Linked DNA regions of Mus musculus: region 1 is linked to region 2. Evidence: chromatin contacts called from ENCODE Hi-C or POLR2A ChIA-PET data. All regions are on one chromosome and are shown on one strand. Each heading gives the region's core, a stretch centred on a gene start or an enhancer-like site at or near the end of the contact. The rest is flanking DNA. Distances are from core to core; before and after follow the strand shown. Region 1 holds the start of Rel (reticuloendotheliosis oncogene). Region 2 holds the start of 0610010F05Rik (RIKEN cDNA 0610010F05 gene).

Region 1 (3,312 bases), core at 77-2,576, 140 kb before region 2:
TATTTCCTTCACTTTGGGGGAGTTGTATAACAGGATGAATTTTTTATGACAGGATAGTATATATTTTAATTATCCAACCCCCCCCCCCCCACACACACACACACACTTTGGCGTTCTTTGAAGCGCATGTAGAGGTAAGAGGACAACTTTTGGAAGTTGATTCTGTCCTTCCATGGATCAAACTCAATTTGTCAGGCTTGGTAGCAAGCGCAATTATTCTCTAAGCTATCTTGTTGGCCATGCAAGATGATATTCTCTATTTCCCCTCCATTACTTGTTTTAGTCAGTAAATGACTGGAGAACGTAAGAGGTGGAGCCAGATAACCCTGAGTTATTTCTGTTGTTGAGACAGTCCACCTACCTCAGCCTCCCGCGTGCTGGGAGTGCAGTGCGCTAAACGGGGCTGGATAATCTTAAGCTTAAATCGTGCAATTCCTTTCTAGAACTCTAAAGTATGGACAAGCTACTCAGCTTCTCCAAACCCCAATCAACCCTAATACTCGTGTATACAATGACATGCTAATACATCATAGACTAAGAGAACAGGTGCGTATTAGCAACTGAAGGCAAACAAGATTCCGCCTGACCTGTCAAAGCACCAAAGTTCGGTCCAGGCCTCAGGCCGTGGGTATCTCGGCCAATCTCTGGACGTCGTGTACATTTATACAGAATGGGGTTAGCGGCCTCGCAGTGCAGCTGAAAAACTTTGGTAGGTAAAAGACGTAATGTAGATATAGAGGGAAAATAAGGCTGCGGGGGTCCCCGTATGCAAATCTGCGCCTTACTGCCGAACGCGGGCGCTGGCGCTTCCGCACTTCCCCTCCAGAGCACCCGGACAACTCTCTGGCGCGGGGGCGGAGATTTGCATGTGCGAAATCGGGAAGAGGGGGAACCACCGGTCGAAAACCCCGGGCGGGCCTCGGGCGGCCAAGGAGCGCGCCCGGTGCACCGCCCGGCCCGCCTCCGGCCGCTCGGCCAGCATGACGTCACGAACACGCCCCTCGGCTTTAAGCGGCGCTCTCAAGGACTCTGGAGGAGGGGGATTTCTCAGGGACCGACGGCTTCTCACGCGCGGAGTCGTCGCTGCGCGCCCTCACGGAGCTCCCGGCGCGAGCGTGCAGGCTGTGGTGGCTCTGGAGGAAGTAAGCGCACTGGCCCGCGCGGGGTCGCGCGCCCGCCGCGAGGCTCCGCCCCCCGCCCCGGGTAGGCGGTGGCGCGAGTGACGTAAGCAGCGGGAAATCCCCCCCCCTCCCCCCACGTTCCGCCGGGCGGTCCGCCCCGCCCCCTGCCCCTGCCGCGGCATCCTGGCAAGGCGACGCCAGGACACTAGTGACCGGAGCGCGAAGATTCGGGGGTGGGAAGGTGTGAGCCGCAAACCCAGAGGAGCCGGGAAAGAAGAGGAGGCCCGGGGGTGGTCCGAGGACAGGCGTCCCGGCTGCGGAGGCTGCTCAGCCTCCTCACTGGTTGGCTGACTGACGGGCTAGCTGGCTGACTGCCTGCCTGACCGACTGCCTGGCTGACTGACTCACTGACTGACTGACTGGCTGCCTTGCAGCCTCGGGCCGGACGCTGGAAGCTGCAGCGAGCGGCGCGCGGAGCCGAGCCATGGCCTCGAGTGAGTACCGGGGCGAGCACTCGCGGGTCACGGGGAGGAGCTGTCGGGGGCTCCGTTTGGGGTTAGGACGGTCTGCCTTTCAAGTCTTCTCATCTGGCAAATTGTCAGCCGTTTGAAAAGTTGCCCGCTCCGGGGTTTGCGTGTGAAATCAAAGCGGCGCACTGTAATCTGATCTTCTCCTAATAGCCAGAACCTTCGAAATTCCCAACGGTGTGCTTTTAGGATCACAGGGGGTAATCTCAGTAAAGGAGAGCAGAGAAGCCTCGCGTTTAAAGACTCAGTGGTATGGAGACCCAGTTTTACATTTTTGAACAAAAAAGAGGAACCTCCGGACCTCAGACGAGCTTTCTTTTTTTAAGTCCAATCGTGCTAGCGGCTGACACTGGTACAGAATGTGGCGTGGCTGTGAAAGTCCTCAGTGGCGTTTTAATTCGTTCCAAGCGAAAACACTACCCCCGCCCCCACGAGCTAAAGATGTTGCTTGTCTAATTTACCGTGTAGAGACCTCGATCCCTTCAACCCCCAACCCCAAACCTGCACGCGCGTTTTGTTAGCAGCAAGAGGACGAGATTTGATTATACTTTAAAGTAACTGGTAGGGTTGAAAATGTCATCGTTTAATGTCAGTGTTTTATCTGCCACTAGTAAGTTTTGGATCATCTGCTTTGAGGGGGACATTTATAAGAAACAGTTTACAGGACAGGGGAGTTTAGTATGACAGTCGTACTATATGTAAAGCAAGCACTTGAAGCAGCTGAGATGGTGGTGGGAGCTAAAAATGACACCTTCTGTCTGTAGCAGGACGCTGACCCTTATCTTCCCAGTGACCCTCAGTAGAAGGCAGCCGACGTCTGGCAGAGAAGAGGAAGTAGAAAGCTTAGTGAACTCTTTAAGAGTTGAGCAGAACAATATCATAACTCCTGCTGTAAAGGAAACTGGGGTGTTTCACATGACACTTGATTTCAGTTTGTCTGTGGTTTTCATGAGAAAACAAGTGTAGTTTAAAATATTTCAACTTTCTCTTTACCCATTTAAATGAAGCCAGGCTTTCAGATGCTCTAGTAAATTTGTAAATTTAACTCATGTTCTGATTAGAAGCACAAAAAGGCTTTAAGTATTTAATTCATTGGTAATCAGAAAGAGATTTTTGTATGACATTTGTAAAGAGTGGCAAGCTTTGTTAAAACAGTTCTGTCCTTGTCTACCTAATAGAATCTTATTATATAGTGTATGAATGCAATACTTGAATTTTTTTCAACAGAAAAGTCATTTATTAAAGAACTGTAAGACAGATATGATTTTAAAATGTAATACAATTGCAATTTGCCTAAGGACATATATTTTGTGCTGTTATAGAAATGATTCCAAAAGTTAAAGTGGGGAACTTTTTAAAAGAAATGGCAAGTTTTAAGGATTTAGAAGTTGGGTTGGGCTTGCCCAGCTTCTGTGAAGCCCTGGGTTCAGTTCTCAGTACTGTCAGAGAAAAAAAAAAAATCCCAACAAACATAGAAAACAAATCTGCAAGTTGTAGTATCATTATCTTCTTGCTTTTTGATCTTTTATCAAGGGTTGCACTAAATGAGACTACTTAAAATACACCATGTCATTTAAATTGTAATTCTGCTATTTGAAGTTTCTAGGCAAAAATATAGTTTAAAGGAGTCTGGGTACCTTATATCAGTTATAAAGACCAAATAG
Region 2 (3,184 bases), core at 530-3,029:
CATGGCCAAGCACACAAGAACTTGAGAGACTGAAGCAGCATGCACAGGGCTGCAACAGGCCCTCTGCACATATATTATGGCTTTCAGTTTAGTGTTTTTATGGGATTGCTGTGTGAGCAAGCTGGTCTCTGTCTCTTGTGCTTTCTCTTGTCTCTTTTTCTTCTGTTTGTCCAATTCTGGTGTGTTAATTTTTGTTTTATCTTGTATTTTATTTTATTGTTTAAAAAAAAGAGTAGCCGGGCATGGTGGCGCACACCTTTAATCTCACCACTCGGGAGGCAGAGGCAGGTGGATTTCTGAGTTCGAGGCCAGCCTGGTCTACAGAGTGAGTTCCAGGACAGCCAGGGCTATAAAGAGAAACCCTGTCTCGAAAAACCAAAAAAAAAAAAAAGAAAAGAAAAGAAAAAGTAATTGTATAACCTTCGTAGTGTGCCATGTTGATTAAAGTAGATAACAGATGCATACCTGGCATATATAAATGTTCCATGGATGATAGGCTTCCTTTACTGCATGCATTAATTTGACAAATGAGCCCTTCACAAGTCTGGTTACAAAAACCTGGGCATCACGAAGCATTCATAAAGCAGAAACCGTGGCTTATCTGCTGCCACACTTATCTGACTTGGAGGTCGAAAGCTCTATGTGCAGCCACTGAAGTTCAAGCTGAATGTGAACACATGTTCTCCTGAGAGCAAGACAGGGACCATTCGCTCCCAGCAGGAAGCCTGAGCCTGCGAAATGATCCAAGTGCTTCTCTCACCGTGCTACTCGGAGCTTCGCTGAGGTCTGAGGCCCATTATCAAATGTGGAAGCCTCATTCCTTGGGCATAATTTGGACTCTACCTGCACATTGAGACCACCTCCCCCCAGTGGGAAGGGAGATCTATTTGAGTGGTAGGAGGAAAGCCTTGGCAGATAAGGCGATTGAAGAGAAAACAATAAACAACAACAAAAAACAAACAAACGTTCAACTTCCTCTGGGAAACAAAAAAGAAATGAAGATTTGATCGAAACCATAACATTGAGAGTTACTTATATTCTTTTTGATATACAGCTTACACTGAATACATTGCTCGTTCTCACTGTCTCTGTCTCTGTCTCTGTCTCTCTCTCTCTCTGTCTCTCTCTCTCTCTCTCTCTCTCTCTCTGTCTCTGTCTCTCTCTGCTTGCAAACAGGTTTATTAGTGGACACTGTTTTAGTTTAATCTTGCCAGAACCATGGAGTGATTGCCAACGAAAACTCACATCTGGCCACTAATACATTTCCATCAGTGCTCTAAGACTGAACATCAATCAGCCTTCCAAGTTTAACACTGGAACATTTGCCACACTATATCTGAGAAGTCGCCAGCTTTTCAGTTTACAGTATGTTTCTAAGTCCCAGCCAACGCCCTATCCAATCATATATTTTTTCTGTTGAACCTAAGCAGCTTATAGCAAAATGAGTGACAGGGAAAGATTTATTCTTTTCATTCGAGCTCCCTTTATCTCCCACGTTCAAGATCAAGCGCTGAGGACCTAGTCGCTAAGAGACATGACGCTAAGAGAGTGGGGACGCTGCACTGCGACAGGCCAGAGAGGACGAGCCAGAGAGGGCAGGGTGAAGAGCAGGCTCTGTGCAGCGGTGGGCTGCACTCTGGCACCGCCCGCACCCGCCCACCCGCAGGATCTCGTCGCTCATTGGATGCTCTGCTGCGGCGCTAGCTTGCGATTGGCCCGGGCGCGTCGATCAGGCCCCGCCCCTCGGCGCTCTTGCTGGGCGGCTGGCTAGCGGGCGCAGGCGGGTGCGGCCGCGGCTCGTGAGGCCGCCTCAGCCTGGCGTGTGCGCCGGGTCGCGCCGTTCTGGGCGCGAGCGCGGGCGGTGCTGGCCGCTGCAGGTGACACCGGCGCGGTGAGGGCCGCCGCGGCCCTGTGGAGGTGAGAGAGACGCTGAGAGGCTGGGGCACCCACTCGGAAGCTGGAGTGGGGCGAGGGCCGGGAGCGCCGCTGCCCATCCGGGCGGGCGGACTGGCGGGCGGGCGGGCGGTGCGGGGCCCCGCTGCCCGGAAGCCCGCGGACGCCCGGGCGCTGCCTGCGGCCCCGTCCCGCCGCCGCCCTCGCCTACGCTCTTGGCGACGGAGCCCAGCTTCGGTCGCCGGACTCCGGCCCTCACAGTCCCCGCCAGGCTGCTTTCCGATGCCTTTGTCTGCTCCTCTCCAGCCCGCGCCTCGAGTCGGTGTCCACGCCGCGGAATCCCGGTCCCGAGGACGCGCCGCGCAGGGAGCCTCGGACCCGGGCTTGGAAAGGCTACTTACCCGGGTGGGCAGTGATGTCCGGTCTTTCAGAATCAGAGCCAACCGGCTGGGTCACACGTGTGGATGAGAGTCAGGAAGTCTGTTGTAGATCAGGACTAACAGCCTCCCTCTGCTGTGCCAGAGGCCTTCCACCTGTCCCTGTGACCACCCCCCACCTCCACTCCCTCCTCTGCCTAGGGAAAGATCAAGAGCCCCCTTTTCATTGAAAAATGAAAAGCAGATGCTTGTCCATATGAATAAGCCAAAATAAGGAATAGGTTATGTTCTTTAAAGGTGTAAAATGTTAAAACAATAGAATTTTTATATTTTAGTAAATAATGTTATTTATTTACTAAATATATTATACCTTAAACACTTTTAAAGTATGGTGTCATGCATGAGAGGATAATTTTGAGTTTTAGATATTTTCTTTTGGTCATAGTTTTTTATACGTTTATACCTTTCTCCAGAATGAGATGCATGTGCCAGCTGTTCTAAGACTGTATGTTATTCATACCCTAAAGGAAACATTCTCAGAGATTAGTTTAACTAGAATACACAGTAGTTTTTTTCCCTTGATTGGAAAGATTCAATTGTGTCAACAGAAAAAAAATTCACACCCAAGTTACTTAAATCATCCATTACCACGAATAAATGAGTATTATATTTGAAATATACAAGTTTTTAAGAATTTGATGGAGACATCTTTCTTGTTATTTTAATTAAGTGCTGGGAACTTAGCTCATTTGTGGAGTACACTGCCACCACCACCACCAAAAACAGAAAATAAATTTTAATTAAATATCTGAAAGTTAAAAGTGAAAAAGCAGCACACAAGGGGTCTTTGTCTTGAGTTCTACTTTAAACTGTTTAGTCGCCTTTTCTCCTTTCCAGTGCTGGTTGTCCAACCC

The links. Hi-C counts contacts between places; a loop is a spot of excess contacts on that map. ChIA-PET counts read pairs that join two places held with the same protein, here RNA polymerase II (POLR2A).
Region 1: a loop to region 2 is called in a map of heart, with 2.8 times the contacts of the local background. The contact joins the promoter of Rel here to the promoter of 0610010F05Rik in region 2. A Hi-C loop is called at or near these places in 1 of 37 maps with a recorded cell type or tissue (heart). POLR2A ChIA-PET finds 5 or more read pairs at or near these places in 1 of 5 experiments (Patski).

The regions. Positions count from the first base shown.
Region 1 is chr11:23,768,983-23,772,294 of GRCm38, reverse strand. Rel (reticuloendotheliosis oncogene) reads left to right here and starts at 1,326. Exons shown (of 10, transcript NM_009044.3): 1 at 1,326-1,615. The coding sequence starts at 1,606.
Region 2 is chr11:23,632,226-23,635,409 of GRCm38, reverse strand. 0610010F05Rik (RIKEN cDNA 0610010F05 gene) reads left to right here and starts at 1,779. Exons shown (of 22, transcript NM_027860.3): 1 at 1,779-1,917.